Linked DNA regions of Homo sapiens: region 1 is linked to region 2. The links are chromatin contacts, found by Hi-C or POLR2A ChIA-PET in ENCODE. All regions are on one chromosome and are shown on one strand. Each heading gives the region's core, a stretch centred on a gene start or an enhancer-like site at or near the end of the contact. The rest is flanking DNA. Distances are from core to core; before and after follow the strand shown. Region 1 has its middle 27 kb from the start of SHISAL2A. Region 2 overlaps TUT4 (terminal uridylyl transferase 4).

What was found. A loop is a pair of places that touch in the nucleus more often than their neighbours do. ChIA-PET counts read pairs that join two places held with the same protein, here RNA polymerase II (POLR2A). Pooled maps may share reads with other maps.
Region 1: a loop to region 2 is called in a map of Panc1, with 3 times the contacts of the local background. The contact joins two enhancer-like sites. A Hi-C loop is called at or near these places in 1 of 168 maps with a recorded cell type or tissue (Panc1), 2 of 37 single-sample maps with no recorded cell type and 8 of 50 pooled maps. POLR2A ChIA-PET finds 5 or more read pairs at or near these places in 9 of 52 experiments (GM12878, H1, MCF 10A and 6 more).

The regions. Positions count from the first base shown.
Region 1 is chr1:52,658,615-52,661,954 of GRCh38, forward strand. It overlaps a transcript of SHISAL2A not described here. Among named protein-coding and RNA genes, the nearest start is that of SHISAL2A, 27 kb to the left of the region's middle. Within about 2 kb of position 1,262, at least 4 of the 41 ENCODE cell types and tissues checked have a DNase peak (open chromatin) inside an H3K27ac peak, as active enhancers do.
Region 2 is chr1:52,422,132-52,425,726 of GRCh38, forward strand. It overlaps TUT4 (terminal uridylyl transferase 4), which reads right to left. Exons shown (of 30, transcript NM_001009881.3): 29 at 3,218-3,376; 30 at 1,144-1,871. The coding sequence ends at 1,804. Among named protein-coding and RNA genes, the nearest start is that of PRPF38A, 19 kb to the left of the region's middle. RefSeq lists an enhancer at 1,749-1,798. Within about 2 kb of position 1,825, at least 5 of the 41 ENCODE cell types and tissues checked have a DNase peak (open chromatin) inside an H3K27ac peak, as active enhancers do.

The DNA of each region.
Region 1 (3,340 bases), core at 12-2,511, 240 kb after region 2:
TTGGCAAATGGAAAGCACTATGTGTTAGCTATTATTATTATTTTTAACATGTCTTATTATTAATCTGATCGCAAAGGAATCTTAGGGCAAGATGCTGACTGTCAGCCCTCCCTCCTGGCTGCTCTCCTAACTTTGGCGATGGCTTTTAGGCTTCGCCTTCGGAATGCAAGACAAGGACTGTGGAGACGCAGCTCAGCAGCCACCAAAAGCAGCTCTTGACATTTCAGACAGTGACATGACCTGCTGCTGGATTTGGCAACAGTGAAAGAGTCACTCTTAGATACCTGTGCCTGAGGCCAGCCAAAGGGTACATGATGGGGTGGCAAGACAGGGTGAGTCACCCACAGAAGTGTTCTAGGCTGGAAGTCAAGAGATTTTGGTTCTGGTCTTGCTTCATTTGTTGTTGTTGGTGGTGGTGGTGGTGGTGGTGTGTGTGTGTGTGTGTGTGCTCTTTTATTTCAGCATTTTTTTTTTGAGACAGTCTCATTCTGTCACCAGGCTGGAGTGCAGTGGAGATCATAGCTCACTGCAACCTCAAACTCCTGACACAAGCAATCCTTCTGCCTCAGCCTCCCAAGCAACTGTGACTACAGGTGCGTGCCACTGTGTCCAGCTAATTTTTAAATTTTTTTTTTATCGAGACGGGTGGTTGCTATGTTGCCTAGGCTAGCCTTGAACGTGTTGGGATTACAGGTGTGAGCCACTGCACCCAGCCTATTTTCAGCACTTAAAACCCAGCACCCTTGTCCATTTACTGCACACTTAGTGGTATCCATTCTATTCTAGGACCTGTGCAGGTTGCCACAAACAAGAGGAATCAGACAGTTCTCACCCTCAAGGGGCTCACATGGAGGACAAGGCAGGCACACAAATGGCCAGGAGGCCCAGTGGTGGCCCTTCATGGGGCTTTAGGGAGGAAGAAATGATGTCTGAGCTGAATCATCAAAGATGACTCAAAGTTTCCAGGTGAGACAGGAACAGAAAACATTATGGTCAGAATACAGCTTGTTCACAATAGTGAGAGCGAGCCAGTGTGGCCCAGGACCTGCAAGTTATTTGTTATAGAAAGAGCTTAGGGTACTTGTATATATGTGGTGGGGCTGGGTGATATTGGGATGTTTAGTCCCTGACGCTCTGTGCGACCCTTCACAGGACGAATTCCTTCTCTGTCCTTGGTATCCTCATCAGAAAAATCCAACTTTTCTCTGAACACTTTCAAGGGAGACTGGGAGGTTTCAGGAAAGAATCTGATAATGCCCTTGCCTTTAGGCTGCTAGCAGTCAGAAGGGGGAGATGCTGTGTGCATTCCAAACGCTAAAGTGGTCATCCGCGGCCTAAGGCAGTGGTTCTCAAACTCGAGGCTGCATCAGAATCAGCTGTGTGGAGGGCTTGTTAAAACACAGAATGCTGGCCTCCTACCCCAGTGTCTGACTCAGTAGGTCAGGAGTAAGTCCCCAGAATTTGCATTTCTAACAAATTCCAGGTGATGCTGATGATGCTGGTCTGAGACCACCCTTTGAGCACAACAGCCTCTGCAAGAACAAAAACAAGCTTTGAGGACTCCGAGCCAGAGAGATGTGGGGGAGACCGCACACTGAGCAAGGCCCTGAAGACCTGGTAGAATTTCCCCAACAGTTGGAGAAAGGGAATGTACATGCTGCTTTTGCTGACCTACACATCCTAGGCCTCATAAAGCCCCTCCCTGCCCCCCAACAGCTCCTCTCCTTTGAATTCAATCAAGGCTCAGAGCCGGCTGTCACTGGGGTTGGCTAGTCTGGGTCCTGCATTAGAAACAAACTGCCCACCCTGTGTGATAGGAGCCCCTCCCCCAGGGCAGCCGCAGTGGGAGGATGCTGGGTGGGCTGATACGCAGACAGAAATAGTCTGAGCTCACCGCTGTTCCCAAGCACACATCGACCGGCAATTATTTCTTGTAAATTGCTTTCCCGGTTATGTTCAGAACATGTGTGTGTGCCTGCCTGAGAACAAACACTCAGAGGGCACAGGGCGGAGGAGCTAGCTGGAGAGTGGGCTTCGGATGGAGGGGAGTGAATCTTCAGCCCAGAATTAGAGAATGTTGAATCTTGGAACTTGGAAACGTTAGAACATTCCACTCCCCTTTACAGCTATCCTGCTAGGTGTTTTTTTCTCAGACGTTCACATTTGTTTGTCCATTCAACATTGATTGACAATGATTTTCTGCCAGAATCTTGGCTAAATGAGGTCCCGATCCCTATCTTCAAGAAGCTCATTGCTACAGGCATTTACAAAAGATCCCTAATCTAGCCAAAGACTTTGGGAAGGCCTCCTGGAGTAAGCAATAACTGGATTAAGTTTAAAGGACCCACTGACAGGTGAAAGGAGGTTTCTGGTACAAGATGAGGAACAGCATTTAAGGCAGAAGGAACAGCATACATGAAGACCTATGGCTAAGAGAGACCATATGGTTCTTTCAGGTAACAATAAGTAGTTCAGTTTGGGTAGACACAAGGTGGGAATGGTGAAAGATGAAGCTGGAAGGGTAGACGAGCCAAGTCCTGAAGCCTTTGCCATATTAAGGGGCTTGGTCTTTATCCCGAGGGCAAAAGGGAGCCACAGGAAAGGGTTTCAAGCATGGAAAGGAACTCGACAACACCTTTTGTGAGCACTTGCTTCCTGTTCTCTGTAACATTGAAGTGAAATTTGCCATTCAGGATCTCTGCCTTTGGGGCCCTTTGGTTGCAGATCCTTCAGAAGTCTAAAGGACAGTGATGTCTCATGTATCCACAAGAAATGACTTGGGCCCTAGACATCTGTCCTCCGGTCAGGGGGAGGCCATTCTACTGCCTGACTGACTCATGACACTGCTCCTCCTGATCTGTGCCTGTTGGCTCAGGGGCCAGGGCACAAGACAGCCAAAGCCAGGCTGCAGGCCACAGCCCAGGAGAGCTCCATGCCTTGCTCGGTCCCAGAACCCTGGGTCCCACCTGGGAAGTCTCGTGTGTGGAACACTCACAGGGGTGTGAAGGGCTCCTTGCATACCTTCTCCATCCCTCACAGGATCAAGGCCACCCAGAGCAGATGACCCACTCTGAGAGAGTTGACTGAAGACACACTGTGGGCCCACCACTGTGACAAGCCCTTAGAATAGAATACGGCCGGGCATGGTGGCTCACAGCTATAATCCCAGCACTTTGGGAGGCCAAGGAGGGCGGATAACCTGAGGTCAGGAGTTCCAGACCAGCCTGGTCAACATGGTGAAACCCCGTCTCTACTAAAAATACAAAAAATTAGCCAGGCATGGTGGCAGGTGCCTGTAATCCCAGCTACTCGGGAGGCTGAGGCAGGAGAATCGCTTGAA
Region 2 (3,595 bases), core at 575-3,074:
TTCTGAAAGATGCTGACGCTTTAATAAGAAAAAATAGTAAATATACCTAACTCAGGTTAGGTAAAAAAAATAGTAAATATATTTAACTCAGGGCTGTAAATACAGCATGAATACCCTCAACCTCCTGCAATAGGTTTCAAATATCTTCCATGTTGCAAAATATGGCAAGGGCCCAAGCAGTCTCCTATTTAAGTAATGTATATCAGAGGAAGCGCAGCAAAGATAACCCACTGTCCTTACATTTTTATCTACTTATTCTGCACCTTTCCAAATAGATATATAGCATCATTTAGCCTAAAATCCCAGGCAACTGGACGGACTAATTAAGGGGTTAGAGAAAATTACCTCACCTCACTGCTAAAACAGCTAAAACATTATGCCACCAACAACTCGAGTCTGAATTCCAATACCCAATAATAATTAATTCCAAGTATTACTGGTAAATAATTATCATCTTGGCAAGTGTGCTTTCCAGGTGGAAGTATAGGACTCAAAATGAATACAGTCTGGGCTGGGTGCAGTGGCTCAACGCCTGTAATCCCAGCACTTTGGGAGGCCAAGGCAGGTGGATCACCTGAGGTCAGGAATTCGAGACCAGCCTGACCAACATGATGAAACCCCGCCACTACTAAAAATACAAAAATTGGCCAAGTGTGGTGGTGCATGCCTGTAATCCCAGCTACTCGGGAGGCTGAGGCAGGAGAATCGCTCAAACCCAGAAGACAGAGGTTGCAGTGAGCCGAGATCATACTACAGCACTGCAGCCTGGGTGACAGACAGACTCTATCTCAAAAAAAAAAAAAAAAAAAAGTAATCTTCCCTCCACTCTAATTGCCAATATTAGTCTCAGTGTTTTAAAATTCTCTTTCCAAATACTTTTCAATTCAGACTCCAGCATTGTTTGCTTTTTGGAATTTACTGACTGCTTTGCATTTCAGTTTTTATTTTCAAAGATAAAATGGAAATGGCTTCCGCTTCTATCAACCTCATATGGGTGTTGTGAACATCCAACCAAATAAAGGATATGAAATGTTACTTGAATCTCTAAAACTAAAATCTGTGATTTAGAATGCTCTATTCACTGAAATTAAAAGAAATCTTGTTACGTAATATTTCCATCATCTATACAACAGATTAACCAAATTTAACTCTTGTCAAAAAGATTTATTAACTTAAAATAGAAGTACTTCAAATACAGACAAAATCAACTTTCCATTCAAGTTTGAATGTTCAATATACAAGTATGGAAAAGAAAAAAAATCTGAATCTTCATGTTGTAATTTTATTTTATTTTTTTACCTTTTAAAAAGTTTTTGGCACTACAAGGTTCTGTAAAGAATAGAAGTGACAATTTAAAACACATGAAATTCTTTCCTAACTTTTAAGAACAATATATAAAGTCTGAAGCAACCAAAGTATGAATACAGCTAATAGAAAATAAAGAATGTAATTTTTTAAATTCTCTCTTTATACAATTCATCAAGGTTAAACAAAACATAAAATTCCCTTAAAAATAGGGTAATAAAATAGATGAAATTTGTATCACTCAATTTGGTGATACTAGTAAAAACTATAGTTCATATTTATATACAAATAATACAGTCTGTAAAAACAGTCTTAGAATTTAAATAAGCTATCTAAACGTGTTAAAATTTTAAATCAGGACCTGATTTGTTTTGCTTTCCATTAAATGTCACTTTTTCTGCTGAATGTAACTGACATTGAGGTACGGATACCCTTGAGACAGCAGGATTGGCTGGTTGCTGTGCATCGGTAGACCAGCTGAAAGAAAATGGACTCGCATTACTCCGACACGTTTCCTCTTGGTGGGTGGGGACAACGCTCTCTACACCGACGGGTGGCACATCTGTCTGTTGGATACAACACAGACAGGAAACTGAAAGGCTTGTGCCTGTTTATCTGACAACACCTTAGAATTAACTTGTAGTTAGCTTTCTTTTTTTCTATTTATATAATAGGAGGTGATAAAGCATGCTGCAAAACATTTGAGAGGGTGGGGAGAAAAATGAAGAAGGGAAGGAAATACCTGTATGTGAAAAAAGGAGAGGACACGAAAGATGGAGAGGAGGAATCAAAGGGAAAAAACCCACTAGAAAAGAGTTGCAGACTCTCCCCTCCTAAAAGGGCTTATGACTAATAGTAACTTCCTTCAGCCCCAGTTCTTTGCTCAAGAGAAGAGCTCAACCACAGTCAAGGCTCTGCCACTCTACAATACAGGGATGCCCCAGTAGTATATGGGTGGTTTAAGAAGGCTTAAATATAACAAGCCTGAGACCATACCAGGCACTTCCCCTTTAAGTTATCATTTCATTCAATCAGCATTTCCTGAGTGCCTGTTTTAACTTCTTGAACTCCTAGTTTAACTATACTGACTCTGACCCAAGTGTTCTGAACTAAGTTAACAAAGAGCTGAAGGCCAGACTCAGACAATGCCTATAAGAACAAATACCTCTGAGGCAAGTAGGTTAGATAAAATGCTCCAAGTTTCTAGGAATTCTTTGTTTGTAATATTCATTACCCAGTCAAAGCCATTATTAGTACTACAATAGCACCAGCAGAACATAATAAATTTTAAGGTCATTCAAGTCCTACGTTTACTAAACAAATATGATTATGTCTTCGTTCCACTAAAAACCTTTAATTAGGTCCCCAATGCTCAGTAAACCAAGTCCAAACTCCATAATATGGTCTAAGCCTACCCTCTCTAGCCTTATCACCATCTTTCCCATATACCTCCGTCCTCTAGCCCTAATATTTTCTACTCTTTTTCATTATGCCAGGCAAAACTCAGTGACTGCATATATTAATCCCTCAGCTAAGCATACTCCTCCTCCTCTCTCATCTCTAGGCAAAAAAAAAATTCCTGCATCTCTTTCAAGATCTAGCTCAACTGTCAAAATCTTGTGATGTAATAATCTTAAATCCACATCCTGTTTGGATTTGCTAGGGCAATGTTAACTGATTCATCTAAACTCCTTTTCTATTTAACATGTCTGGCTTTCCTAATAAAGTGTGCATCAAGTAATGGAGATTTTGTTTTACAAGCACCTAGCACCATCTGACACACAGTATAATTTCTCAGTAAATGTTTACTGAATTCATGAATTTTCACTCCCAGATCCTGGCCTTCACTAAGGCTCTCTATCCCAGAATAAAACCCACCCAAGCCTGTTAACTAATTTGTAAGCAGTGGTACCTTGAGTATAGAAAGGTTTGTTGGGCTGGAATCGGGCATTTCCCTGATGCATGAAGTTTTGATGCAAACCATAAGGCCACGAAGCTGGGACAAGGGGGAAATGGGGACGCGGTGCATGTTCCCAAGGAATTGGAGGAGTCAGTCCTCGAAAGCCTGGCTCTGCATTTCAACAAGAGGGAAAAAGACATTTAAAAACATTAGTTCATTCATTGAAATATCCCTTCATTCCACAAAGATATATTCAGTACCTACCATTGGCTAAGAACTATGCTAAATTCAGAGAATACCAAACAAACTTTTTTAAAGAATAAAGCATTGGTATTTGCTCAAATTATTCATAAGAGACATACAAGAAGAGATATATATATACACAACAAT